2 separate regions of the Homo sapiens genome follow, and region 2 is linked to region 1. Evidence: chromatin loops called from intact Hi-C (ENCODE). Cell type or tissue: testis. All regions are shown on one strand. Each heading gives the region's core, and the rest is flanking DNA. Links, peaks and the distances in the headings are about the cores only. Region 1 has its middle 14 kb from the start of MRGPRX1. Region 2 has its middle 72 kb from the start of PTPN5.

The links. Peaks named below come from ENCODE experiments on the same cell type or tissue, not always from the same donor. Only the 100,000 strongest peaks of a DNase experiment are listed, where the experiment ranks them.
Region 2: a loop joins it to region 1, with 5 times the contacts of the local background. A loop is called at or near these places in 1 of 110 quality-filtered maps.

Annotation. Positions count from the first base shown.
Region 1 is chr11:18,917,715-18,933,146 of GRCh38, forward strand. No RefSeq gene overlaps it. Among named protein-coding and RNA genes, the nearest start is that of MRGPRX1, 14 kb to the right of the region's middle. RefSeq lists an enhancer at 3,798-4,297. In testis, for the core only: no CTCF peak of the experiment used is centred there; no DNase peak of the experiment used is centred there; H3K27ac peaks cover 446 bases.
Region 2 is chr11:18,856,489-18,871,920 of GRCh38, forward strand. It overlaps the pseudogene MRGPRX7P and the pseudogene LOC645397. Among named protein-coding and RNA genes, the nearest start is that of PTPN5, 72 kb to the left of the region's middle. RefSeq lists an enhancer at 9,358-9,908. In testis, for the core only: no CTCF peak of the experiment used is centred there; no DNase peak of the experiment used is centred there.

The sequences.
Region 1 (15,432 bases), core at 5,952-8,451:
AACTCAATAGACTACAGTATAGTGTAAGCATAACTTTTACATGTACTGGTACACCAAAAATTCATGTGATTCACTTTATTGTAATATTTGCTTTATTGTAGTGTTTTAAGCAGACTTCCAATATCTTCAACATATTCCTATATATGATAAAGTTTGTATATCAAAGTAGTGTGTAAAACAGGCACTATTGAATGAATGGGATTGGGACAACTGAGTTTCTGTGTGAAATAAGTAAAGGTGGAAGCATACTTTACATATGATTTGAGGATAAATCCAAATACACTACTTAAAATTTTATAATGAAAATACAATTACCTGGAGGAGCCATAGCAAAATAGTTTTCAAATCGAAGTGGGAAATGACTTTCAATTATAGAATAGAAAACAGAAGATATTAAAGAAAATATTAGTAAAGACAAAAAGAATGCCAGCTGTGATTGCCCACTCATATATATTAATAAAGACAAAAAGAACACCAGCTGTGATGGTCCACTAATATAATTCCAGCACTTTGGGAGGCCAAGGTGAGTGGATAACTTGAGCTCACGAGTTTGAGACCATCCTGGGCAACATGGTGAAAACCTGTCTCTACAAAAAATACAAAAATTAGCCAGGTGTGGTGGTGCATGTCTGTAGTCCCAGTTACTCGGGACATTGTGGTGGGAAGACGGCTTGAGCCCAGGCTGCGGAGGTTACAGTGAACCAACATCACAGCACTGCATTCCAGCCTGGGTGATAGAGCCAGACCTTGCCAAAAAGAAAAAAAAAAAAAAAAAAAAAAAAAAAGGGAAAGAAAAGAAAAAGAAAAAAAAAAGAAAAAGCTATTTTTAGCGTGACATGAACCATCATAATCAAAATATAAATAAACTGTGGCTAGCCATGATGGCTCACTCCTGTAATCCCAGCACTTTGGGAGGCTGAGGCAGGCAGATTACCTGAGGTCACGAGTATGAGATCAGCTAGTCTCTACTGAAAATACAAAAAGTAGTTGGGTGTGGTGGCACAGGCCTGTAATCCCAACTACTGGATAGGATGAGTAAGAGAATCTATTGAACCCAGTAGAGAAAAGTTGCAGTGAGCCAAGAATGCACCTCTGCACTCCAGCCTGGGTGACGGAGACTCCGTCTCAAAAAATTAATTAATAAATAAAATAAATAAACTGGGAGATATTTCGTAATGTATATTATAGCCAAAGTATAAATTTTCTCTACTGATACAAATTTTTCTAAAATGATATTAATAATTCAAAATTCAAAAAGCTAATAAGAAAATAACCTTAAGTTACGATTCACAACTTCTAGAAAATAAAAATGGCTCCTAAACATATGGAAAGAGGAGAAATGCAACTCTTAATAAAAGACATGCCAATTAAAATTACAGAGTTATATTTTACTTACCAAAATCTAAAAAACCATTAAGTTTTATAGCATACAACATGGGGATGGCGTGGGATCAGGCACCCTCACCCATTTCTGCTGAGGATGCAGTTGCTTAGAACTTACAGTGAAGGCAATTTTCAACTTATGTAAGCATGTATAAAGTATCATTCTTTTTTCTCTGTAATTACTCATCTAGGAATTTATCTTGGAGATGTATTTGTGCATGGCCAAAAGATCTATGTACTAAGTTAATAAATGCAGTGTTATTTACAGTAAAAGACTGGTAACAGCCAAAATGGCCATCAATACTGTATAAATTATGGTCTATCTGTGCAGTAGAATACTCTATAGCTACACAGAAAGAGCAACAAACCTAATATAAAAGGCCCTCCAGAATTTGTTAGATTTTTAAAAAAGAATGCAGACCAATGTATATATTGTATGACGAAGCTATATAGTTGCTTTATCACTAAATATTTGCAAATTAATGCAAAATTATTAATAAGTATAATATGATATGTCTTTGTTAACAAGGCAAGGATGCCTGAGGATCTAAAATGGGAATGACAGTTTGCAGTGCATGTATTTAAAGATTATTTTTGAAAGTTCTGACTTTATTACTATGTCACAAATAAATTATCAAGCAAAAAAATAAATATAATGATCTAGCTAAGAGACAGAGATAGACACATGAGAAGATATGAGGAAGGGTGAGAATATGAAGATAATGAGTACAGAAAACTCTTTGGAAGATATATATACATGTATATTTTTCTAAAGGATTGTAGAGAAATCAGGCTGTGGATGGAGAGGAATGGGGGCTTGGTTGGTATTTTAGGCCAAGAATAGGATAGTGTGTTTCAATTGCAATGGAAGGATCCATGAGAGAAGGAAACATTGAAGATGCAGGAGAGAGAAGTAATAATGCTATAAAATGTTTCTCGGGAGGGAAAAGGGGAAACTGCACAAATTGAAAGGGTGGTTTCAAACAGGAATTTGCAGAGCCCATTTCCTGGCATGAGAGAAAATGCAGAGAGATGCGCTCAGAGGCACATGGGGAGGTAGGTTCCCTCTGGGGAGATTGAGTAATTCTCAGAGGAGCATCACCTGACAGTGATTTAAAAAAAAATGAAGAGTAGGCGGTTTCAGGAGAGAGAAAATGTCGTGAAGATTTTCCTTTGGAGAGTGAGAGGCAATTATGGAAATGTCACGTGAGTGTTCAGGAGATATAAATGGACCTTTCAGGTTCAAGGTTATAAATGTACAGTGAAACCGCTGGGCATGGTTGTGTGTTGTGCTGCAGCCACCCTCAGTTCTATGGGAACAGGCATGGAGTTAGTGGAGAGCTGGATTCAAGCAGGGTAAAAGACGAACTGATACTTCAGCAAGGACATATATGCATGACAAATAAACACATAAAAAGATGCTCAACATCACTAATGTTTAGGACAACAAATAAAAGTCACGAGATACCACTCTACCCTCTCAATATGGCTAAAATATAAAATACTGATAGTTTCAAATATTGGCTGAGATTTGAAGGAATTGGAGGTCTCATACACTGCCAATGAGAAAGTAAAATAGTAGAGCTACTCTGGGAAATCTTCTTGCATTTTCATATAATCCAGCAATCCAGCGTATCCTAGAACCTGGAAAATGTATCCTAGAAACTGGGAAACTGTGTTCACTTAAAAATCTGTACAGGAGGGGGGCCAAGATGGCCAAATAAAAACAGTTCTGGTCTGCAGCTCCCAGCGGGACCAACGCAGAAGACTGGTGATTTCTGCATTTCCAACTCAGGTACCCAGTTCATCTCATTGAGACTGGTTAGGCAGTGTGTACAACCCACGGAGAGCAAGGAGAAGCAGGGTGGGGCATCGCTTCATCTGCGAAGTACAAGGAGCCAGGGGACACCTGTCCCCCAATCAAGGGAAGCTGTGAGGAACCCTGCTACCAGCCCAGTACTACGCTTTTGAAATGGTTTTTGCGATCCGCAGATCAGGAGATTCCCTCGTGTGCCTACACCACCAGGGCTCTGGGTTTCAAGCACAATATTGGGCAGCTGTTTGGGCAGAGACCGACCTAGATGCAGGAGTTTTTTTCATACCCCAGTGGTGCCTGGAACTCCAGTGAGACAGATCCGTTCACTCCCCTGGAAAGGGGGCTGAAGCCAGGGAGACAAGTGGTCCCCTGCCTCAATGGGTCCCACTCCCACAGAGCCCAGCAAGCAAAGAACCACTGGCTTGAAATTCTCACTGCCGGCGCAGCAGTCTGAAGTCGACCTGGGGCGATTGAGCTTTGTGGAGAGAGGGGTATCCGCCATTCCTGAGGCTTTAGTAGGCGGTTTTCCCCTGACAGTGCTAAGAAGGCTGGGAGGTTTGGACTGGGCGGAATTCACCACAGCGCGGCTAAGCAGCTATGGCCAGACTACTTCTCTAGATTCCTCCTCACTGGGCAGGACATCTCTGAAGGACAGACAGCAGGCGCAGTCAGGGGTTTACAGATAAAATTCCTATCTCCCTGGGATGGAGCACGTGGGGGAAGGGGAGGCTGTGGGCGCAACCGCAGCAGATTTAATCTTTCCTGCCTGCTGCCTCTGAAGATAGCAGCTGATCCTGACAAGGGGGGTTCTCCCAGCACAGTGCACCAGCTCTGCTAAGGGACAGATTGCCTCCTCAAGTGGGTCCCTGACCCCCGTGCCTCCCAACTGGGAGAGACCTCCTAACAGGGGTGGACAGACACCTCATACAGGAGAGCTCTAGTTGGCATCAGGCCAGTGCCCCTCTGGAATGAAGCTTCCAGAGAAAGGATCAGGCAGCCATCTTTTGCTGTTCTGCAGCCTCCACTGGTGATACCCAGGTGAACAGGGTCTGGATTGGACCTCCAGCAAACTGCAGCCGACCTGCAGAAGAGAGGCCTGACTGTTAGAAGACCAACTAGCAAACAGAAAGCAATAACATCAACATCAACTAAAAAGACCCCCACACAAAAACCCCACCCAAAGGTTATCGGCCTAAAAGATCAAATGTAGATAAATCCAGAAATATGAAGAATAAGCAGTGCAAAAATATTGAAAATTCCAAAAACCAGAATGCCTTTTCTCCTCCAAATGTTAGAAGCTCCTCTCCAGCAAAGACACAAAACTGCATGGAGAATGAGACTGATGAATTGACAGAAGTAGGCTTCAAAAGATGGGTAATAACAAACTCCTCTGAGCTAAAGGAGCATATTCTAACCCAATGCAAGAAAGCTAAGAACCTTGATAAAAGGTTACAGGAACTGCTAACTAGAATAACCAGTACAGAGAGGAACATAAGTGACCTGATGGAGCTGAAAAACACAGCACAAGGACTTTGTGAAGTATACACAAGTATCAATAGCTGAATCAATCAAGCAGAAGAAAGAATATCAGAGGTTGGAGATCAACTTACTGAAATAAGGCATGAAGACTAGATTAGAGAAAAAAGAATGAAAAGGAATGAACAAAACTTCCAAGAAATATGGGACTATGTGAAAAGACCAAACCTACAATTGATTGGTGCAACTGAAAGTGATGGGGAGAATGGAACCAAGTTCGAAAATACACTTCAGGATATTATCCAGGAGAACTTCACCATCCTAGCAGGACAGGCCAACATTCAAATTTAGGAAATAGAGAGAACACCACTAAGATACCCCTCAAGAAGAGCAACCCTAAGACACAGAATTGTCAGATTCTTCAAAGTTAAGTTGAAGTAAAAAATATTAAGAGCAGCCAGAGAGAAACGTTAGGCTATCTAAAAAGAGAAGCTCATCAGAATAACAGTAGATCTCTCTATAGAAACCCTACAAGTCAGAAGAGAATGGGGGCCAATATTCAACAGTCAAAAAAAAAAAAGTATTTTCAACCCAGAGTTTCATATCCAGCCAAACTAAGCTCAACAAACAAAGGAGAAATAAAATCCTTTCCTGACAGGCAAATGCTGAGGGATTTTGTCACCCCCAGGCCTGCCTTACAAGAGCTCCTAAAGGAAGCACTAAATATGGAAACAAAAAACCAGTACCAGCCTCTACAAAAACACACCAAAATATAAAGACCAATGACACTATGAAGAAACTGAGTCAACTAATGTGCAAAATAACCAGCTAGCATCATAAGGACAGGATCAAATTCACACATAACAATATTAACCTTAAATGTAAATGGGCTAAATGCCCCCAATTAAAAGACAAGGATGGGCAAATTAGGTAAAGGGTCCAGACCCGTAGGTGTGCTGTATTCAGGAGACCCACCTCACGTGCAAAGGCACTTGGGCTCAAAATAAAGGGATGGAGCAATATTTACCAAGCAAATGGAAAGCAAAGAAAAAACAAAACAAAAACAAAACAAAAAAAACCAGTGGTTGCAATCCTACTCTCTAATAAAACAGGCTATAAACCAACACAGAAAAAAAAGCAAAGGAGGGCATTACATAGTGGTAAAGGGATCAATGCAACAAGAAGAGCTAACTATCCTAAATATATTTGCACCCAATACAGGAGCACACATATTCATAAAACAAGTTGTTACAGACCTACAAATAGACTTAGACTCCAGCATAATAATAGCAGGAGACTTTTACACCCCACTGTCAGATAGATCAACAAGACAGAAAATTAACAAGGATATTCAGGACTTGAACTGAGCTCTGGACCAAGTGAACCTAATAGACATCAAAAGAACTCTCCACTCCAAATTAGAGAATACACATTCTTCTCAGTGCCACGTAGCACTTCTTCTAAAATTGACCACATAATTGGAAGTAAAACACTTCTCAGCAAATGCAAAATATTGGAAATTATAAGAAACAATCTCTCTGACCACAGTGCATTCAAATGAGAACTCAGGATTAAGAAACTCACTCAAAACCACACAACTACATGGAAGTTGAACAAGCTACTCCTGAATGACTACTGGGTAAATAAAAAAATGAAGGCACAAATAAAGAAGTTCTTTGAAACTAATGAGAACAAAGAGACAACATACCAGTATCTGGGACACAGCTAATAAAGAAGTTCTTTGAAACTGATAAGAACAAAGAGACAATGTACCAGAATCTCTGGGACACAGCTAAAGCACTGTTAAGAGGGAAATTAATAGCACCAAATGTCCACATCAGAACGCTGAAAAGGCTTGAAATCAACACCCTAACATCACAATTAAAAAAACTACAGAAGCAAAAGCAAGCAAATTCAAAAGCTAATGGAAGACAAGAAATAACTAAGATCAGAGCAGAACTGAAGGAGATAGAGACACCAAAAACCCTTCCAAAAAATCAGTGAATCTAGGAGCTAGCCATAGCCATACTGTTTTTTTGAAAACATTAACAAGATAGATAGACCACTAGCTAGACTAGTAAAGAAAAAAAGAGAGAAGAATCAAATAGACACAATAAAATGATAGAGGGGATATCACCACTGATCCCACAGAAATACAAACTACCATCACAGAATACTATAAACACCTCAAAGCAAATAAACTAGAAAATCTAGAAGAAATGGAAAAATTCTTGGACACATACACCCTCCCAAGACTAAACCAGGAAGAAGTTGAATGCCTGAATAGACCAATAACAAGTTTGGAAATTGAGGCAGTAATTAATAGCATACCAATGAACAAAAGCCCAAGACCCGATAGATTGACAGACAAATTCTACCAGAGGTACAAAAGGAGCTGGTACTCTTCCTTCTGAAACTATTCCAAACAATAGAAAATGAGGGACTCCTCCCTAATTCATTTTATAAGGCCAGCCTCATCCTGATACCAAAACCTGGCAGAGACACAACAACAACAAAAAAAATTGCAGGCCAATATCCTTGAGGAACATCAGTGCAAAAATCCTCAATAAAGTAATGGCAAACCGAATCCAGCAGCACGTCAAAAAACTTATCCATCATGACCAAGTCGGCTTCATCCCTGTGATGCAAGACTGGTTCAACATACACAAATCAACAAGTGTACTCCATCACATAAACAGAACCGATAACAAACACCACGTGATTATCTCGATAGATGCAGAAAAGGCCTTTGATAAAATTCAACATCCCTTCATGTTAAAAACTCTCAATCAACTAGGTATTGATGGAATATACTCAAATTAATAAGAAGTATTTATGACAAACACATAGCCAATATGATACTGAATGGGCAAAAACTGGAAGCACTTCCTTTAAAAACCGGAAACAAGACAAAAATACCCTGTCTCACCGCTCATATTCAACATAGCATTGGAAGTTCTGGCCAGGGAAATCAGGCAAGAAAAACAAATGAAGGGTATTCAAATAGGAAGAGAGGAAGTCAAATTGTCTCTGTTTGCAGATGACATGATTCTATATTTAGAAAACCCCATCGTCTCAGCCCCAAACTCCTTAAGCTGGTAAGCAACTTCAGCAGTCTCAGGATACAAAATCAATTTGTAAAAATCACAAGCATTTCTATACACCAATAATAGACAAGCAGAGAGCCAAGTCATGAGTAAACTCCCACTCACAATTGCTACAAAGAGAATAAAAGGCCTAGGAATACAATGTACAAGGGTTGTGAAAGACCTCTTCAAGGAGAACCACAAACCACTGCTCAAGGAAGTAAGAGAGGACACAAACAAATGGAAAAAAATTCCATTCTCATGGGTATGAAGAATCAGTATCGTGAAAATGGCCATACTACCCAAAGTAATTTATAGTTTCAGTGCTATTCCCATCAAGCTACCCTTGACTTTCTACACAGAATTAGAAAAAACTACTTTAAATTTTAAAACCAAAAAAGAGCCCGTATAGCCAAGACAATCCTAAGCAAAAGGAACAAAGCTGGAGGCATCATGCTACCTGACTTCAAACTATATCACAAGGCTACAGTAACCAAAACAGGATGGTACTGTTACCAAAACAGATATATATAGACCAGTGGAACAGAACAGAGACCTCAGAAATAACACCACACATCTACAACCATCTGATCTTCGACAAACCTGACAAAAATAAGCAATGGTGAAAGGATTCCCTATTTAATAAGTGGTGCTGGGATAACTGGCTAGCTATATGCAGAAAACAGAAACTGGACCCCTTCCTTACACCATATACAAAAATTAACTGAAGATGGATTAAACACTTAAATGTAAAGGCCAAAACCATAAAAACCCTAGAAGAAAATCTAGGCAATACCATTCAGGACATAGGCATGGGCAATGACTTCATGATGAAAATGCCAAGAGCAATTGCAACAAAAGCCAAAATTGACAAATGGGATCTAATTAAACTAAAGAGCTTCTGCACAGCAAAAGAAACTATCATCGGAGTGAACAGGCAACCTAAAGAATGGTAGAAAATTTTTGCAATCTCATCATTTGACAAAGGTCTAATATCCAGAATTTACAAGGAAGTTAGAAGCACTTAAAAGAGGAAAACAATCAACCCCATCAAAAAGTGGGCGAAGGATATGAACAGACACTTCTCAAAAGAAGACATTTATGCAGCCAACAAATGTATGAAAACAAGCTCATCATCACTGGTCATTAGAGAAATGCAAATCAAAACCACAGTGGGACACCATCTCGTGTCAGTCAGAATGGTAATTTAAATTAGGAAACAAGAGATACTGCTGAGGCTGTGGAGAAATAGGAACGCTTTCACACTGTTGGTAGGTGTGTAAATTAGTTCAACCATTGTGGAAGACAGTGAGGAGATTTCTCAAGGATGTAGAACCAGAGATACCATTTGACCCAGCAATCCGATTACTGGGTATACATCCAAAGGATTATAAATCATTCTAATATAAAGACACTTGCATACGTATGTTTATTGCAGCACTATTTACAATAGTGGGTTAGGTTGGAACCAACCCAAATGCCCATCAATGATAGACTGGATGAAGAAAATGTAGTACATATACACTATGGAATACTATGCAGTCATAAAAAAGAATGAGTTCGTGTCCTTAGCAGGGACATGGATGAAGCTGGAGGCCATAATTCTCAGCAAACTAACACAAGAATAGAAAACCAAACAACATATGTTCTCAATCATAATTGGGAGTAGAAAAATGAGAACCGTTGAACACAGGGAGGGGAACATTACACACAGGGGCCTGTCAGGAGGTGGGCAGGAAGGGGAGGGAGAGCATTATGACAAATACCTAATGCACGTGGGGCTAAAAACCTAGATGATGGGTTGATAGTTGCAGCAAACCACCATGGCAGATGTATACCTATGTTAGAAACCTGCAGATTATACACATGTATCCCAGAACTTAAAGTAAAATAAAAAAGTCTGTACACATACGTGTATAGCTGCTTTATTTATAAATGCCACGTTAGAAAAAACAGCAATGTCTTTCCACTTGTGAATAGTGAAACAAAGCATAGTACATCCATACAATGGAACACTACTCAGTAGTATAAAAAAAAGTCAGCAATAAGCTATGGATACCTGCAAAAAGTTGGGTGGATCCTGAGGACATTATGCTGAATGAAAAAAGCCAAAGTCAAAAGATTAGATACTATATGATTCCATTTATATAACACTTTTGAAATGATGAAATTATAGAGATGAAGAATAGATCAATCACTAGAGGAATTTGGGAAGAAACATACTGTGGGTATGACAGTAGGAGGAGCCCAAGGGAAATCTTTGTGGTGAAGAAACACTTCTGTATGTAATGCGATTGTGGTTATGAATCTACACCTGTGACAAAATGTTATGGAATGAAACATAGAGGAATATCTCACTCCAAAAATGAGTGCATGCAAACAGTGGTAAAATTTGGTAAGATGGTACCATAGATATTTGGTGAAATTTGATAAGTTTTGTAGTGTAGATAATTAGATGGTATCAATGTCAATTTCCTGGTTTTGATAATACATTTATTTAACATGTAAATATTGCTGTAGATTGGGTGATGGGCATACAGGAACTCTTTGTACTGTTTTCATAACTTCTTCATAGTCTACAATTAATTTACAACGAAAACTTAAAAAACAAAGACCTGTTCGTTCTATGGACTTACCTCCATGGATATTGAAGTCACCAAGAATGAAGACATGGGGTTTGCTGGAAGGAAGTTTGTAAACCAGGCACATAGGCTAGAAGATAACATAGTAAGCACTAACAGACACCTTCCACAAAATTAAGCACATATTAAATTTTTATCATATTTGTTTCCAATAACTCTTAAAATGAATACATACACTTTTACAGACACAACTTAAGTCTGAATCATGCATCTCTACTCTCAGCAATAATTGTACATGTCTTTGATAAGAAGGCAAGTGTGCCTGCACACCTGGAGTGGGAATAACAATTTTCTTCAGAATGTCTGCGGTTAATATGTATTATTCTCTCACATGTGTACCAGGATGTTAAAACAGGAGTATTAAACTCAATGTCAAGTCACTACAGATATTACGTTACAAAGAGGTGCTAGGTGACACATAATTTTAATAGAAATTTTTGGGCATCCATATCAAAGCTATGCAGAGTTTGGGTCTGAATTTTTATGTGACAGTTACAATGTTGGATTTCCAGAGAAGGGGCTGCATTCCATTGCTTTTCTCTTCTCCCTTAAACCCCAGACTTTTTCTTGTTTTTTTTTAATCGATGCCTTCTGACCCTGGAGGGCTAGACATATCACCGTGAGGAGGGTAAGGAGAGCAGGGCATTGCCTTTGTGATTTGTCCTGTTGGGCTGCCCTGCCTGGCCCTCTCTGGACTTTACATTAATATAGAGCTCACCCCTGTGAATATCACAAAACGAACACCAACCCCTATCACTTCAAGGCCACAAAAGTTAATGCTCATTATTCCGAGTACTCCAGTCTTGTGATTCTATTTAAGATGGATCTTGCCACCATGACCAAATACATGGGGTGACACAAGGAATAAAACACATGTATGAATTATTCACCATTCCCCAAAAAACTCTATGCTTTTATTAACGGTGCCACTGTAAATTATCTCTCGTCCAATTTCCATCTGTCCAGATTCTATTTATCTCTCCTTGCCCAATACAAAAATTTAGGTGACTGGCAAAATTTACTAGGGTATAATTACAATAGTAATGCTGGGTTAATTGTAGTCATCGGTTAAAATTCTACCTATTACACGAAGTCTTCCATGATCCACTCACTTCTACATACACGCTCAGGAATGAGGTCTGCTCTGTCTCTGCCCTCCTTCCTTGTGTTTGCATCCTGCAAGGTTTCAGAACAATTGGACCAATATGATGGGCATGAGCATTGAGATTTCTTTTTTTATACTCTACTGTAACTGCTAGATAACAGCAAACAAATGCCATCTGTATCTATAGTGAGCATTGGTACATTGACAAAAATGGTGCCCAGCTGATACCACACCGTCATACAGAACAAGCATCAGAGCAGTCTCTTTGGATTCTAGGTCGCTTCCACATGGGTGAGAAGAACATATGCTTACTGTGATTATAGTCACTGTGTAGAGACGTAAATTTCTCAGGTGGTCTGGATCACAACACTATTTATCTTCAGTCCATGGTTATGGTAAAGTCACACTTTACCCACATATTCTGAAAAGAGATACCTGAGCACAAATGCACAAATGGCACAGTTTCAGACAGGGGCAATCCCATAACCTCACTATCTGCTTGGCTTGCCTGGAATGAGCATGTGATCCATGTTGGCCATGCAGTCAGCTTGAGAATCCCAAATCCCTTAAACTAGGGGAGTGTTCTTCCCATTCTAGCACTTGTACATCCTACTTCCCTACATATCCTGGGATTTCCAGATGCTGAATTGGGTTTGCCTGGAGGCAAGGGCTTCTTCTGCTGGAACACAGGTAATGGTAGTAGGTAGTTCTGCAATGCCTGTTGCCTAAGCAACTGCAAGGCCTCTTGAAAATCTTTTCAGGAATTGTACATTGGTATGATGTTAGATTATAGACCGAGGGCTGTTGTAAGATTCAGCCTATTCGTTTTGTGATGTCATTAATTACAAAACTGTTGCAGAGATTGTTGTCTTGCATGAGCAGTCACCTGGTGAATATTCTCTAATTTATTAAAATCGTGTTGTCCTGCTTCAGCTGGGTGCTTGGGTGTGACATTCATCTTCAGGATGGCAGCAAGATAACTTGGGATTTATAGATACCCTCTCTTCTGAGCACCCTTGAGCCACAAACACAATGCTGGGATAGCATGTGTCACATTGGGAGGCAGTCTTTCCTGCACTAGTGTCCTTCACAGGCTGTGCGCTCTGGGAATGTGGGTATGTTTACTTTGACTCCCAAGTGTCTGGCATGCAAGCCAGAGAGTAGAAGATGCTCAGTATGTATTTAAACAATAAATAGTGGAATAAGTGGAGATATTGCTATGAAAAGCCCAGTCATAATATATTCAGGAATGGAAGTGGATAGGTTAATTGGAAATGTCTGTTAATCAGTATTTATAAAAAATGATACATTTGTAACATGAATATTTCATTTTTACCTGTAATTTGTTCAGTATAATAGAAATAGACTAAAGAACATTTCTTTGTGTAGGTTTCAGCAAATAGAATTCTACTCTGTCTTGCTGAAAGCATAGCTATCAATCATTCTCTGTGATTTGCAGTTTGGATTAGTTTAAGAGTAGAATTTAGCATCAGATGCATAGCATTCTGTCTAAAAATGTTGTTCAATATTTTTCATTTTTGTTTAATCTTGTAGAGTTGGAAGACTCACAGCTACTAAACTAACAATTTTGGAACCTGCTTTTATTTTCCATTTAAGCATTCACATTAGCTTTATGGAAACTGCAATTCTTCTTTCATACTCTTGTTTCATTAACTTGTGCTGTATTTTGATAAATTAGGAAATTATATTGACAAGCCTAATTGGCAAAAGCAGGACGAGAAACAGATCCAATTGGTTCTTCTGAGGCTGATGACTCAGTGTCCTTGAGCCCAGGTGTACTACTAGACCATCAGTGAATTGCCATGAAGGCTCAGCATTTGCTCGGAATCAATCAATATATTTTCTTCATGAAGGTGAAAGGTTTGGTTATAGACATAGAATATATTAGTGAGAGGCTTATTTGAAAGGCGTTTGCTTTTATGTAGAATTATCACAGTGCCTGATGAATTAGGTTTGAATGTTTGTTGAATTCATGCCTAAAAAATAGTCATGAATGGCAGCTCCCAAAAGGTGCCGTGAGAGATTTTCATATCATTTCTTACTTTCTGGAGAACACTCCTGAATGTCCTGCATGCTCTTCCTTGACATGTACCTGAGAGGAAATGATATCATTGACCTTGGAAAGAAGGCAGCTCATGAGCAGACTCCCACATCCCCTCCATTCTTCTTCCCAGAGGCAGTGAGCAGACCTGCGATAAAAGGCAACAGCTGTTCTCAGAATGACCAACTGCAGAGGACACTCTGTTAAGTGGGAGGTGCTTATAGGAGTTCCAGTGAGACTTGGTGACTGAGCTAGCCTTTGCAAGATGCTGGACAACCCTGTGACTCCCAGGTGTGAGCTGCTTGAGAAAAATAGTTCTGAGCTTCTTCTAAATTCCACACCTAGTCTGTTGCACTAGAAATTCAAAGACATGTTCTCTGCTCTTAAAGAACTGAGGGTGTGGTAGAAGAGAAAGAGGTGAGGACAAATAATTCAATGCACTGTTATAAGTGCTGTAGTAGAGCAATGTGTGAGGTCAGGTGAGTTCAGAATGGGCTTCAGCGATATAATCTAAGCCTTCTCGAAGTTGAAGTTTTCTTCCGTCAAAAGAAAAGAAATGTCACTGACATCAAGATAAGCAGTTTCCCAGGTGAGGACAAACTTTATTTGATTCAATTGCCAGGTGAAAATTTTCTACAGAATTCCTCATGATAGACATCATCTTTAGCCAAAACTGTACAATTGATATCACAGACTCCCAGAGTGGACTCTCCCAATAACCCTCAGCCTGAACTGAAGACATCACATCAAAGCTCCTTGCCTGGAGCATTGGCTGCAAACACTGGCTTCCTGCTTCCTCCGACCTGTAGGAAACCCTCGCCAACAGCCATGTCCTACTACAGCATTTGGAAATTGAGGGTGGACAGATGGGATTCAGCATCAGCAGAGGGCTGGGCCTGGAAGAGCAATGGATCTGGAGGACTGAGGGGACCTGAGTTCAACATTGTGAACAGTGTTATAAGTGCCACCAATAAATTTGGTTGGACAAATTGAAAACTATATACCTCTTTATTGGTTTCACAGCTACTTTGTACAGTCTCCTGCGTACTCAAATTGCAGTTGTCAGCTCCCCTCAGTGAGGGTTAATTGCTGTGATGTCACATTTTCTCTTGATAATCTCTTCTGCCTGCTTGAGTTATCTGTGGAAATTATAACCACTGGTGGGGAATAGTCCTGAATTTTGTACTGATCCCATTTCTATAATTAACTGTTTTTAATTGTGGTAAAATTTACATAACATACATTTTACATCTTTAACCATTTTAAGTGTACAATCAGTGTCAGTAAGTACATTCACAATAAGTTGTAACTGTTACTACTGTCCCTTTTAAGAATTTTTCATTATTCCACACAGAAATTCTGTGCTCATTTAATAATGGCTACATATTCTCCCCATCATCTAGCACCAGGATCCTCCTAATTTAATTTCTGTGTTCACGAATTTCCTAGTTTGGATACCTGGTAGAATTTGAACTTACTGTTCTTTGGTATCTGGCTTATTTTCCTTAGCAGAATGTTTCCAGGTTCATCTATGTCAAGCATGTATCAGAATTCTATACCAACTGTAAGTTATTATCAAGATACCATAATTGACATTAGCATGGAAAAGTCAGATGTTATCAGTCTTGCCTCTCATGTTAATGGCCATTTAACTAACTGAAAGTTACAGCCAGAACAATTTGTACAAAACCTGGAAGTATGAAGAATTCTTCTACAACTGAAAGAGTCTGTAAGCAAATAATAAATGGTTTTCAAGATAATTTCCACTTTGAAACCAATATTGAGGTTTCCAATGGCCAAAATAGAACTGGGGCACATTTATGGGCTCCTCACTGGTCCATTAGTCCAGGAAGAGCTAAATA
Region 2 (15,432 bases), core at 7,337-9,836, 60 kb before region 1:
ATACCATTTGACCCAGCCATCCCATTACTGGGTATATACCCAAAGGATTATAAATCATGCTGCTATAAAGACACATGCACATGTATGTTTATTGCGGCACTATTCACAATAGCAAAGACTTGGAACCAACCCAAATGTCCAACAACGATAGACTGGATTAAGAAAATGTGGCACATATACACCATGGCATATACACTATGCAGCCATAAAAAACGATGAGTTCATGTCCTTTGCAGGGACATGGATGAAGCTGGAAACCATCATTCTCAGCAAACTATTGCAAGGACAGAAAACCAAACACCGCATGTTCTCACTCATAGGTGGGAATTGAACAATGAGAACACATGGACACAGGAAGGGGAACGTCACACACTGGGGCCTGTTGTGGGGTGGGGGGAGGGGGGAGGGATAGCATTAGGAGATATACCTAATGTTAAATGATGAGTTAATGGGTGCAGCACACCAACATGGCACGTGTATACATATGTAACAAACCTGCACGTTGTGCACATGTACCCTAAAACTTAAAGTGTAATAAAAAAAGTTTGTTGTTTGAAAGGACTAACAAGATCAATAGACCACAAGCTTGATTAACAAAGAAAAGAGAGAAGATCCAAATGTTCATAATTGGAAACTACAACAGTGACAGTACAACTGATCCCACAGAAAAACAAAATATCCACAGAGATTATTATGAATACCTCTATGCACAACAACTAGAAAATCTAGAGGAAATGAGTAAATTCCTGGAAACACACTCTTTCCAAAGATTGAATCGTGAAGAAATTGAAATCCTGAACAGACCAATTTGAGTTCCACAACTGAAGTGGTAATAAAAAAGCCTACCAACCAAAAAAGCCCTGGAGACTTTCTTTATGGCCAAGCATGTGGTTAATCCTAAAGTATGTTCTATGTGTGGACAAGAAGAATGTATATGCCATGGTTGATGGGGGGGTATTCTGTAGATCTCTATTAGGTCCACTTGGTCAAGTGTCCAGTTTAAGTCCAGAATTTCTTTGTTAGTTTTCTGCCTTGATCATCTGTCTAATGATTTACAGCTGAATTATACTAGATGTACAAAAAGAGTGGGTACGAATAGTACTGAAACTATTCCAAAAACATTGAGGAGACTCCTCCTCAACTTATTCTATGAGGTCAGTATCAAACCAATACTCAAACCTGGCAGAGACAAAATGAAAAAGGAAAACTACATGCCAACATCCTGAAGAACATAGACACAAAAATCCTCAACGAAATACTAGCAAACAAAAATCCTCAACAAAATACTAGCAAACTAAATCCAGCAGCACATCAAAAGTTAATTTACCATGATCAAGTAGGCTTCATTCCTGGGATGCAGGGTTGTTTCAATATACAGAAATCAACACATGTGATTCACCACATAAGCATAATTCAAAACAAAAACTATATGATCATTTCAATAGATGTGGGTAAGGTTTTGATAAAATTCAACATCCCTTCATGATAAAAACCCTCAAGAAACTAGGCATTGAGGGAATATACCTCAAAATAATAAGAACCATGTATTACAAACCCACAGCCAACATCATACTGAATGGGCAAAAACTGGTTGCATTCCCCTTGAGAACCAGAACAAGACAAGAACAAGACAACATAGTAATGGAAGTGCTAGCCAGAGCAATTAGGCAGAAGAAAGAAATAAAGAGCATCCAAATAGGAAAAGAAGAAGTCAAACGATCTCTCTTTGAAGATGATATAATTCTATATCTAGATGACCCTAAAAACTCTGCCAAAAGGCTCCTAGAACTGATAAATGACTTCAGTAAAGTTTCAAGACACATAATCAATTTACAAAAATTAGTAGCATTTCTATACATCAACAATGTTCAAGCTGAGAGCTAAATCAAGAATGCAGTCCCCTTTACAATAGCCATGAAAAATTAAATTAAACCTAGGAATACATCTAATCAAAGATATGAGAGCTATCTATGAGGAGATCTACAAAACACTGCTAAAAGAAATCATAGGTGACACAAACAAGTGGAAAGTACTTTCATTCTCACGGATTGGAAGAATCAATAGTGTTAAAATGACAATACTGCCAAAATAATCTACAAGTTTAACACTATTCTTATCAAACTACCAACATTATTTTTCACAGAAAATAAAAAGAATTTATAAAAAGCTATTCTAAAATTCATAAAGAATCAAAAAAGAGTCCAAATGGCCAAAGAAATCCTAAGCAAAAAGAACAAAGCTGCATGCATTACATTACCTGACTAAAAACTATACTATAAGCCTAGAGTAACCAAAACAGCATGGAACTGGTATAAAAACAGACACACAGACCAATGGAACAGAATATAGAATGCAGAAACAAAGCTGCACACCTATCACCCTCAGATCTTCCACAGTATTGTCAGAAATAAGCAATGGAAAAAGGACTCCTTATTCAATAAATGGTGCTGAGATAGCTGGCTAGCCATACGCAGAGGAATGAAACTGGATCCTTACCTGTTACCACATACAGAAATTAACTCAAGATGGATTAAATATTTAAATGTAAAACCTCAGACTGTAATAATCATAGAAGAAAACCTAAGAAACACATAATTCTGGACATCAGCCTTGGGAAATAATTGATTAGTAAGTTGTCAAAAGCAATTGCAACAAAAACAAAAATGGACAAGTGGAACCTAATTAAACTAAAGAGCTTCTGCACAGCAAAAGAAACTAGCAACAGATTAAACAGCCAACCTACAGAATGGGAGAAAATATTCACAAACTGCACATCTGACAAAGGTTTAATATCCAGAATCTATAAGGAACTTAAGCAATTCAACAAGCAAAAACCAAATAGCTGTGTGAAAAAATGGGCAAAAGACATGAACAGACACTTCTCATAAGAAGACGTACAAGCAGCCAACAAAAGTATAAAACAATGCTCCACATCACTAATCATCGGAATTATAAATCAAACCCACAATGAGATACCATCTCACACCAGTCAGAATGGCTGTTATTAAAAAGTCAAAAAACTGGCAGGGTGCGGTAGCTCACGCCTGTAATCCCAACACTTTGGGAGGTCGAGGTGGGTGGATTATGAGATCAGGAGTTCAAGACCAGCCTGGCCAAGATGATGAAACCCCGTCTCTACTAAAAATACAAAAATTAGCCGGGCATGGTGGCGGGTGCCTGTAATCCTAGCTACTCAGGAAGCTGAGGTAGAGAATCGCTTGAACTTGGGAGGCGGAGATTGCAGTGAGCCGAGATCATGCTGCTGCCCTCCAGCAAAAAACAACAGATGCTGGTGAGGCTGCAGAGAAAAGAGAATGCTTATAAGTCGTTGGAGGATATGTAAATTAGTTCAACCACTGTGGAAAGCAGTTCGGAGATTTCCCAAATAACTTAGAACTACTATTTGATTCAGTAATCTCACTACTGGGTATATATCCAAAAGAAAATAAATCGTTCTACTAAAAGGACACCTGCACTTGTATGTTCATTGCAATTCTATTCACAATAGCAAAGACATGAAATCAATGTGCCTATCCATAGTTAATTGGATAAAGAAAATGTGGCACACATACAGCACAGTAGTAACCCTCCAGGAATTTCAGCAGCAGGGATAGGGCCCAGAGAAGAGCACACATGATCATTGACAGGGATCCTGCATGGCTGCAGTAATACCAGATGGTAGGCCACAGGATGGACAGGCAACACTTGGTGCTAATGGCACTGGGCATATTGGCCTGTGATGCAGGAAAAGATCCTTACAGTGGAAATGAAAATGGAATTGGAATGGAAGGAGATGAAGAATTTTACCAGGGAACCTTTAATATGGCAGCACAGCAAAATAGAGGAGGAAGAGGATGAGGGTGAGATCTGAGTGCCACTGAAAAGAGGTATTTGAGTTATGGGAGAATCTATGAAGGACTACTAAGTGATGTGCTGTGGTGTGTATAATATAAACCTACTCCATTCCTTCTCCCAGGAGATCTTGAGCAGAGTTTTCTTTGCTGATGAAAGCTTTTCTGTGAGAGGAGTCTATAAGGGGAAGTTGAAAAAGTGCAGGGCTTGGAATGCAGAGAGAGGTACTCCTACAGCTTTCCACTAGAGAGAGGATATAACTCCCATCCGGGTGAATAACAGCAGCAGATTGAGATTTTACTGGGTACTGTTTTTTAATCCTTTCAGAGGCCTGTGAGGTAAGAATCAGTGTTGTTCTCATTTTGGAGAGAATGGAATTGGAGTACAAAACAGATGAGTTATTTGTTCCTAGTCTTACATAGTATGGATTTGAACCCAGCAAGACTGCCTCAGGGTCCATGTTTTTGACGAGTGCTTTGGACCCAGCACCACTGTGTATCACTTACACATGAATTGGAGTGGGTAGCAAAGTAATTCCCAGTTAAATCCGAGACGACAGTCAAAATTGTGCATGAAAAAAAAGCATGAGCAAATTCCAGGAACAGAGAAAAGAAGCCAATTAAATAAGGAACAAGAGAGAACTGGGTCGAAGCCAATTAGGAATAGATAGCAGAATCTAAGGGCCCTCTTCTGCCTGAAAGGCAGCCATTGCTCTGGAATCCAGAGAACTCACAGGTGCAGGAGGCCTCCAAGTGTACAGAGGACCCTTCCTCCTGTGGAGGTGGAGAGAGGGATCAAAATGTTATAGAATTATACGCAAAGGTGTATCTCACTCCTAAAAAAATGAGTGCATGTAAATACTGGTGAAATCTGATAAGATTTGTATTGTAGATAACTGTATTGTACCAATATTAATTTCATTGTTTTGATAATACATTTATGTAACATGTCATTACTGCTGTAGGTTGGTTGATGGGTATACAGGAACTCTCCATTTTTTTGTAACTTCTTGTTAGTCTACAATTCATTGAGAATGAAAAGTTAAAAAACAACCAAAAGGTCAGTTCATTGTATGAACTACCTCCATGGATACTGAAGTCACCAAGAATGAGAACATGGGGTATGCCTGAAAGAAGTTTGTAAATTTGGCATATAGGTTAGAAGATAATATGATATCTTATATGAACTTAAAGTATTCTTACAGTGAATAGGAAAAGGAATATTACTGAAATCAAAATAACCAGTTGCCCAGAGAGAGCCAACAGTCTTTGGTTCAATTTTCAGGTGAAATTTCGCTCCAGGGCTCCTCATTATGGACAAAATTGTTAGCTGAAGCTGTGCAATTGATGATACCACAAACTCTCAGGGTGGACTCTCCTAGTAACCCCCATTCTGAACTGATGACATCACATCTAAACCCCATGCCTGGAGCATTGGCTGCAAGCACTGTCTTCCTGCTTCCTCTGACCTGCAAGAACCCTCACATACAGCCAAGTCCTACTATGGTGTTTATAAATCAAGCGTGCACATATAGGATACAGAATCAGCAAAGAGCTCGGCCTGGAAGAGCAATCAATCTGGATTCAGAAGGCCTGAGTTCTATATGCTGAACAGTGTTATAAGAGCCATTGATGCATTTTTTTTTTTGGAAAAATGGAAAACAATAGACTTCTTTACCACTTTCATAGCTACTTTATACTGTCTCCTGAGTACTCAAATTGCATTTGTCAGCTCCCTTCTGTGAGGGTCAATCTGAGGGGCATCCTCACTGCCTGTGAGCAGCACAGAGCCCACTGTGATGTCCCGTCTTCTCTTGGTGGTCTCTTCTGTCTGCTTGAGTTACCTGTGGAAAGAATAACCAATGGCAGAGAAGAGTCCTGAGTTTGTACTGATCCTAAGTTTTCATAATGAAATGGTTTTAATTGTGGTAAAATTTATGTAACATACATTTTACTACGTTAACGATTTTTTAGTGTATAACTCAGTAGCATTAAGTACATTGCCAATGAGATGTAACTGTTACCAAACAAAAATTTTTGTGCTCATTAAATAATGATTTCATATTCTCCCCATCCATCACCATCAGGTTCCTCCTAATCTATTTTTTGTGTTCATCAATTTTCCTAGATTAGATACTGGAAAAATTTGAACTTACAATATTGTTCTTTTGTGTCTGGCACAATGTTCTCAAGGTTCATCTGTATTGCAGCATGTATCAGAATTATGTTGCAATGCTAAGCTATTATCTAGATACTGTAATTGACATTATCATGGAAATGTCAAATACCTTCAATCTTGCTTCTGATAGTGACTGGCCATGAAACTAACTGAAAGTTACAGCCAGAACAACTTGTACAAAAATGGGAAGTATCCAGAATTCCTGTATAATTGAAGGAATCTGTCAGCAAATAATAAATGGTTTTAAGATAATTTCTACATTGAAACCAATACTGAGGTTGCAAATGGCCAAATTAGAACTCATGGGGCATATTTGTAGACTCTACACTCGTCCCTTTGTCCAGGAAAGCTAAATAAGCACTTACTAGTTCTGAAGGGGAAGGAGCTGTGGTTATCTTAACTTGAAACCAAGGCCAACATGTCACTGTGCCATGGACAAATGACAGCACAGGACTTTCCATAAAACCAATTTCCTAGACTGTTTTTATGAATACAGAGAATCTGTCTCTAAGGACATTATTTTCCCCTGTATCTGAGAATTCAATGAAATTCAGAGGCAGCAGAACTCACTTATCCAGAATGAGCTTCCTCCCTGCAGCAATACCCCTAATCATAGAAGGGAACATGGTTTTTAGGTGAACATAGTCCGAGAGAAAGATAAGGAATTTTCCCTTGGATACTGTCCGGTAGGAAATAGTTATAAAAAAAAGGTTTTCCAGTTTTAGACAGGAATTCTTTCCATTCCCATAAAAGTTGAACGTGAAAGTTTTCAGTAAGAAAAATTTAATGGAAGATAACAGGGGAAATTTGTTGGTAATAGGAAGAAGGATCTAAACAGTGTACTTTCAAATTAATGATTTCTCTGAGTAAAACTAGAAATGTGAGATTAAAAATAAAACTATTTGAAGATATTGAGGGAATCACAGGCATTTCTGAGGCAGAAAGATGAGAAAAACACATATAATTGTCAAGGTGGCAGGGCAGTGTTTCTCTCAAAGTGCCGTCTGACTGACAGGGCAGAGGCTCTTCCTCATGGCCCCAATCTGCTTCATGACAGCTCCAGGGTTTCCTCAGAAAGCCGCCATCTGCCTTCTTCCACCTCAGGCGTGTCCTGCAGAGCCCTCTGGAGAACCAGCTAGAGAGTCTTCCTGTTTTGAAGCTGCCTAAAGGAGCCCATGAAGAAGTAAATAATGGGGTTGGCACTGCTGTTAAGAGTGGACAGGAAAATGGAAACTAGACGAACGTGACAAATCCACGTGGATCCAGAAAAATAGGAATCACTGAATGCCAAAGGGCAGGTCACAGAGGAGGAAGACCAGCACTCTGAGCAGGATGGTCATGTACAGCCTGGTCAAGGGCATCTTCCGGGATCCACAAAGGATCCTGACCAGCAGGACCGGGCTGGACCCGCAGAGAACCACACATAAAAAAATCAGCCATGTGACTGTGATGAAATCTGATGTTTCACACCAAACAGAATCAGCACCACTAGACAGGAAGCCACAGAACATCCATTCCAGGATGCTCTGCAGCAGGGACAGGGCCCAGAGCAGGACACACGACTGCTGACAGGTGTGTGGGGTGGTGGCAGCGGTACTAGATGGGCCACAGGATGGACAGGCAGTGCTTGGTGCTGATGGAGCCCAGCATGCTCAGGCCTGTAAAGTAGAGAAAGGTCATCACAGTGGTGAAATAGGTGGAGATGGAAAGGAAGAAGTCATGGTAGAAATTCACAATTTCTAAAATCTGGGAGCAGAGGAAGAAGTCGGCCCCGGCCAGGTTGAGGGTGTAGAGGGAGAAGGTGTTCCTGTGCAGGCGGAATCCCAGGAGCCAGAGGAAATGACTGCATTTCCTGCCAGCTGGACCAGGTCAACGATGAGGAGCAGCAACATGAGGATCATGATCTCCATGCCACAATGTTGAAGATGGGTCTCCTCGGTCCTATTGATTGATGTCAGTTCTGTACCCAAGGCTGGGATGGTTGGATCCATGCACAGAAACCCTAGTCTGGTGCCCCTGGGAACACAAAAAAGATGTGATCAGCAGCTGTGTGATCTCTGATTTCACATACATTCTATTATATGAGAATTATTGTCCCCATTTTACAGAGGAGAGAAACAGGCTTGCAGAGAATAAGCCACCTGTCAAAAGGTGAGGAGTGCTGAACTCCAGTTTCAAATCCAGTTCTTGGTGACTCTAAAGCCTGGGCTCTCTCTATTGCAACACAATTTCTCTACTGACATGGGAATAACATTATGATGAAAACATCCCCACTCAACTGGCCAGGGCTGTGGATCCAAGCATTACTCGGTCCTGGTCAGAAATTTTCTCTCGAGTGTAGGAGTTTGGATAAAGAGGTGGACACCTTCATGATAAAAGTGGTCATCATGGATGAAAATGAAGGTTAGGCATTATTTACATGAGGAAAATGTGACGTCTTGCTAGGACAAGTGTGATGATGACTGGGCCTGGTGAGCTAGGAATGGCTCAGTGTGTGTCCGTCATTACAGAGAGGAGCACTTTTATATCCCCAGTGCCTAGCTCCATGTGGAACACACTGTGTTTTGTGTAAATATTCATTCAGTGAATAAATGCATGAATGAAGAGCCTAATGGTAGTGATAGCTTTGGATTAAAAGGAAAATAAAAATAAAAACACAATTAAAGGTGTTGGAACACCCACATATAATGAGATGTAAAAATTTCATTCATCAGAATTTTATTTGTTCCGTCTGTGTTAAAAGGCATTACTGATATGTGCCCAAATACCTGAAGTTGACTACTGATGTGCCTTTGAAATGAGGACTCAGTGTGGCTTTGCTGAGCCCCTAGAATCTCTTTTGTACACAGTGTTGGGGTAGGGTGTGGTCTGAGCTGAACTGCTCAGCAATATAGAAAAAGAAAGAGTAAGCGTGGGTGAGGTCTGAGTGCCGCTGAAAGAGGTAATTGAAATGTAGCAATATCTTTGGAGGACTCCTAAGTGTTCTGCTGGGTGTACACAGTGCAAAACAACTTGATTCTGTCTCACAGGAGATCTTTGGTAGACTTTCTCTGTTGATGCAAACATTTGTATGAGAGGAGTCCATGAGAGGAAATAGGAGTTCAGCGCTTGGAATGAAAAAAGAGATGTTCATGTAGATTTCAACTGGTGAAACAGGACTAGCTCATATCTGGCTGAAAAACAGCAGCTGATTGAGAGTTTATTAGGGATTGTCTTAATGCTCTCAAGAGCCTAGGAGGTAAGAGTTAGTATTATTCCTATATGGCAGAGAATGCAATTAGAGCACAAAAAGAGTGAGTTATTTGTCCCTGGTCTTACACAGTGCGGATTTGGACCCAGCAGAGCTGCCTCAAGGTCTACCCTTTTCACCAGCCCTTTGGACCCAGCACCACTCTATGTCTATTATACATGATAGAGGGGGAAGGCAGAGGAATGACTCTCAAATTTAACCCAAGTTGGCAGTCAAAAGTTTGGACTGAAAAAAAAAAAGCTAACCTAAACAAACTCCAGATAGAGAATGAGAAGCAAATCAAATAGGGAACCAAATAGAGTTGAGTGAAAACCAATTAGGAACAAATTGAGGAGCTCCTTTCTGCATCACAAAGGCTGCCTTTGTTCTGGAATGCCAAGGATGCACAGGGGCTGGAGGCCTCCAGGTGGAAAGAAGACACACCCTCCTCTGGGAGTACAAAGGAGCATCAGGAGTGGATGCATCCATCCTGAGCTCTCTTAGAGATACAAGCTGCCACAGCCTTCGTTGTCCTGAAAAGGAAATTAACGGAAAACCAGAACCTCTGTTAACCACATTGAGGACACTTAAGATTAAGAGTTTGTCCGCTTATTTTTAGGATATGATATATTTGTCTTCCTTACAAAACCTGAAGCTCCATAAAAACTAAGCTATGCCTGTTCTGGTTCACTGTAGTATTGCCAGCATTTAGCCTGTGTTCCTCAAAGACCATCTATTGTAATATCCTCCTATGACACAAGAAGCTGCTGAGGCTTAAAGAATCAAAGGATCTTCCTGAGATCACACTATGAAGAGCAGATCCAGTATAAGCTCCTGGTCCATGGAGCCCTGCATGAGACTTCTCTACTGTTTTCTGCTTCATCAATCATTATTTTTGAGGACCTCCTGAAAAATCTTGATGTGAGCATAGAATCTGAGATAATCAGGAGCTTTAGAGCCTACTCCATTGCCCCATATCCATTTTCCTTTTCAGTCAAACAACAATTCTGAGCATTTAAAAGCAGCACAAGGACACACATTCCAGTTTTCCTGGATGCTGGATGACATTGTATGACCAGGTTCTGGTCAATGGGAAGTAAGAAGATGTGATGTAAGCAAGTCCTGGCTCATGGGATCAATAGAAGGAGCACAGCCTTCCCTTCCCCTCTTCCTTCTCCATCAGGCTGGAATGCTGAGGTGGTTGGCAGGCAGTAGGACCACAAGAATGAGGGCAACTCTCTAGACATTAGGGAGCAGCAATTTTTGGAGTCCTAATGTCTGATGCCTTGGAGCCTCCAGCTCAGGTCTTAAATACAGTCACTCCTGAGTATCCACAGGGGATTGGTTCTAGAACCCCTGCACACACCAAAATCTGCCCATGCTCAATTTCCTTATAGAAAATGATGTAGTATTTGAATATAACTTATGAACTTTCTCCTTTATACTTTAAATTATTTCTAGATCACTTATAATACCTATTAAAATGTAAGTGCTATGTAAATAATTGTTATATGGTATTGTTTAGGAAATAATGACAAGAAAGAAAAGTCTGTACCTGTTCAGTACCTATAGAGCTACTCCTGTCCTCCTTTTTTTGGAATATATTCTACCTGTGGTTTGTTGAATCTAGGGATTCAGAACCAACTGACATGGAGGGACAACTGTACTTTCTTGTTTAAGATATTCCTACTTCGTGTTTCTTTTAGAGCAGCCAAACTTACATTCTAACAAAAAGGAATATGTTTTCTCTTTTTAAAATTACATTTCACTTCCTAGGCATTTTTGATAAATGCAGGTATTTCTCCATAAAATCGACAATAGAGAAAGAATTTCCAAACATAAAAAAAACTCTGATAGAGATTAAATGAGACATGATTCAATGAGATTTAGAGAGAGAAAACCCCAGGAGGTAGGAGGAAGATATAAAAAGGTGAGTGGGATAGTTTCATTTGCCTTGAGGATTTGCTTCCCAATCTTCTCTACCCTGTTTGACATCCCAAGAGGGTGGCTTCTCTGTACCTCATCAGTGATATTCTTTTCCTTTTGGTTTCTGGTTGAACTGAGACACTGAGAGACACTGGTAGGAGACTGGAAGGCAGGAGGGGAGTGATTTGGAATTTTCACCTCCTGGGCCTCTGCCTTTGTGACTGTGTGTTGGTGATGCAGGGCTTCTCCACCTGCCTGCTCATCCTCTCCCAACCCTACAGCTACAGCTATGGCTATGGCTGTGCTCTCAATGGTAACTGCTCCTTCCCTGTCCCTTTAAGCTTAGGGGAGGAAGTAGTGCTACACCATTGCCATTTAGGGTGCTTCCCTAGGCATTGTCTTTTCCCCTTAACCCTGTCCATCTTTGTACATAGTCCCCTCATGAAACACTCCTCATTTATTTCATTTTGGACCATCTGTTTCTTCCTTAGACCTTTCCAGATAGGCAAAGAAGAATAACTTTGAAAAGTAAGTAAAATAATAAGACCCCTTAACCACAGCTCAGCTGTAGGAAGGAATGCCTGCATATCCCCTTGCTCCTTAAATGAATTTAAAAAGCATCATTATCTCCATGAAAGCAGATTGAATAGTTGGAATAAAGGGGGTGATATGGAGAGATGGATCAGAGGGAGAAAGCTCTGCTGACCCCATTTGAAACTCCCGCAGTCTGGGCTGCCAGCACTCAGTTTCTAGAAGGAAGCTTCATGTCTCCTGCCTTTTCTTGAAGGAAACTTATGAACTTCTGTATGCAGAACCCCAAGGTGGAAACACAGGTTTGTGAACTTATAGCAGAAACAATAACTTGCTGTGGAAAGAAGAGAGTTCTTGGTACATACCCTTACCTTTCCTCCTTCTTCAAGTCCAAAGATAAAGAGCTGCCCCTTGCTAAAGGGGTAGAGCCTTTCTGGGATTCCGTGACTTCAGAGCACTATTCTGTGTTGTGTCATTTAGGAGATGCCTACAAGAGCTGGAATGAGAACTGGCAACCAACCCAGGTTTATGAAGATACAGACAGCATGTGATTTCCTGTATGAGGATTGCAGGCAAATCAGAAGCCAGAGCTGTTTGAGCCACGATCCCTAACTGAGATGTTTCTTGGCCTCTGTCCCATTATTAATACATATCTGCCTCTCTCATCATATCCCATCTCATTCAACTTCCTGTAAGTAATTGCTGTTTTGAACTTTTACAATTTATTATGGGCCTAGGTATCAATGTCAAGCAACGTGAGCTTGTTTTGTGAGGCTTTATAACTAAAAACTAAAGTAGATCATAGGGTCTTTCAGGGCTTGCAATGGCTTGATCCCACTCTGTGTGTGGGTTTGGTTTTCTAAGTCCATGATTATTTTCTGTTCAAAGACAAAGTAGAAAACTCAAGAGTTTAAAGTTCATGTGGAACCAAAAAAGAGCCTGCATTGCCAAGTCAATCCTAAGCCAAAAGAACAAAGCTGGAGGCATCACGCTACCTGACTTTAAAGTATACTACAAGGCTACAGTAACCAAAACAGCATGGTACTACTACCAAAACAGAGATATAGACCAATGGAACAGAGCAGAGCCCTCAGAAATAATGCCACATATCTACAACTGTCTGATCTTTGACAAACATGACAAAAACAAGAAATGGGGAAATGATTCCCTTTTAAATAAATGGTGCTGGGAAAACTGGCTAGCCATATGTAGAAAGCTGAAACTGAATCCCTTCCTTACACCTTACACAAAAATTAATTCAAGATGGATTAAAGACTTAAATGTTAGACCTAAAACCATAAAAACCCTAGAAGAAAACCTAGGCAATACCATTCAGGACATAGGCATGGGCAAGGACTTCATGTCTAAAACACCAAAAGCAATGGCAACAAAAGCCAAAATTGACAAATGGGTTCTAATTAAACTAAAGAGCTTCTGCACAGCAAAAGAGACTACCATCAGAGTGAGCAGGCAACCTACAGAATGGGAGAAAATTTTTGCAATCTACTCATCTGACAAAGGGCTAATATCCAGAATCTACAATGAACTCCAACAAATTTACAAGAAAAAAACAACCCCGTCAAAAAGGAGGTGAAGGATATGAACAGACACTTCTCAAAAGAAGACATTTATGCAGCCAAAAGACACATGAAAAAATGCTCATCATCACTGGCCATCAGAGAAATGCAAATCAAAACCACAATGAGATACCATCTCACACCAGTTAGAATGGCGATCATTAAAAAGTCAGGAAACAACAGGTGCTGGAGAGGATGTGGAGAAATAGGAACACTTTTACACTGTTGGTGGGACTGTAAACTAGTTCAACCATTGTGGAAGTCAGTGTGGCGATTCCTCAGGGATCTAGAACTAGAAATACCATTTGACCCAGCCATCCCATTACTGGGTATATACCCAAAGGATTATAAATCATGCTGCTATAAAGACACATGCACACGTACGTTTATTGTAGCACTATTCACAATAGCAAAGACTTGGAACCAACCCAAATGTCCAACAATAATAGAATGGATTAAGAAAATGTGGCACATGTACACCATGGAATACTATGCAGCCATAAAAAATGATGAGTTCATGTCCTTTGTAGGGACATGGATGAAGCTGGAAACCATCATTCTCAGCAAACGATTGCAAGGACCAAAAACCAAACACAGCATGTTCTCACTCATAGGTGGGAATTGAACAATGAGAACACATGGGCACAGGAAGGGGAACATCACACTCTGGGGACTGTTGTGGGGTGGGGGAAGGGGGGTGGGATAGCGTTCGGAGATATACCTACTGTTAAATGGTGAGTTACTGGGTGCAGCACACCAACGTGGCGCATGTATACATATGTAACTAACCTGCACATTGTGCACATGTACCCTAAAACTTAAAGTATAATTTAAAAAAAAGGAAAAAAAAAAAGAAAACTCAAGAGTGGAAAATGTTACCTTGTAGTTCACACTCTTTTAATCCCTTAGTCCCATAAAATTAACATTCTAAAGTGTAAGCAGTAGAAATAATGTAAACTCTATTGAAACTTAAGTAAATTATTTTTTTTCAGACTTGGTGGAGGTCCTTTTGCTGAACACTATACTCTGTTGTGAATAGGATACACCTTCAATGAGGAAGAAATCCTTGACCTATTTCACCATTTCTCCAACATTGCATAAAGGACATTTTTAAAATTCAGTTTCTTCTCTAACTGCAGCAAAAAGGCAAGGAGGAGTCTGTTTCAGGAACCTGAATCAATTCCTATGAAAGCCTTGTTCACTTAGAACAAGGCTTTAATTTGTTCTGTTTCCATATCAAGGTCTATGTCATGAAAGCAGGGCCAAGTGGCAGTCCTGGCACGATGCTCATTGTTCTAACCAAAGGGCCAATGAACCCAGCACCTATGCTGGCCTTGACATCACTGAGAGGTACAATGAAGTCCCTTGGCACAATTTTTTGGCAGGTTGGTGAGACAGAGAAAGGTGGGTCCTTGCCATGCAGATGGGCAAATTTCTGAAACCCTGTTGAGTGTTAACAATCTATTTTGGTTTGTGCCTCAGGAGAGAGCTGGATATCGTTGGCTCCATAGACAGCCAGGGCCATGGTTCTTATCTTTTCCACAATTGGAAGCTGAACATCATACGGGAAATGGAATCAACTTCTTTTACTTGCAGCTTCTCTCAAAGCCCAAGCCAAGTCCGCAACCGTTTTCTACCAACTGACCAGTGATAGCAAGGGACTGCATCAAAGGCACCAGCCCGTTTTGTGAGCTCACACACCAAGTCAATCTCAGCACCGGTGTGGATCTTGAAGACCTTCAGAGTCACCATAATGGGAACCCCAAAGAGCTGAGCAATCTGAATTTGCTGCTAGAGGTTACGGCAGCCATCTGCCACCAACTGGATGTTCTTTTCTTTATGTTCTTTCTTCAGAGGAACACCAGCAGTTACACTTGGCCCGCCACTGTGCATCTTCAGAGCTTGCACCGTTGCCACCAACACAACCACACTGGGCACCAAGCTGGAAGCTTGACACTTGTTGAAAAATTTCTCCATTTCAATGTCAGCACCAAAGCCAGCTTCAGTCACTACAAATCCTTCTTCACCAACCAGTTTCAGGGCAATTTTGTCAGCCAACACTGAAGAATTGCCATGGGTGATGTTAGCAAAAGGGCCCACGTGCATGAATACAGGTGTCCATTCCAGGGTCTGCATCAG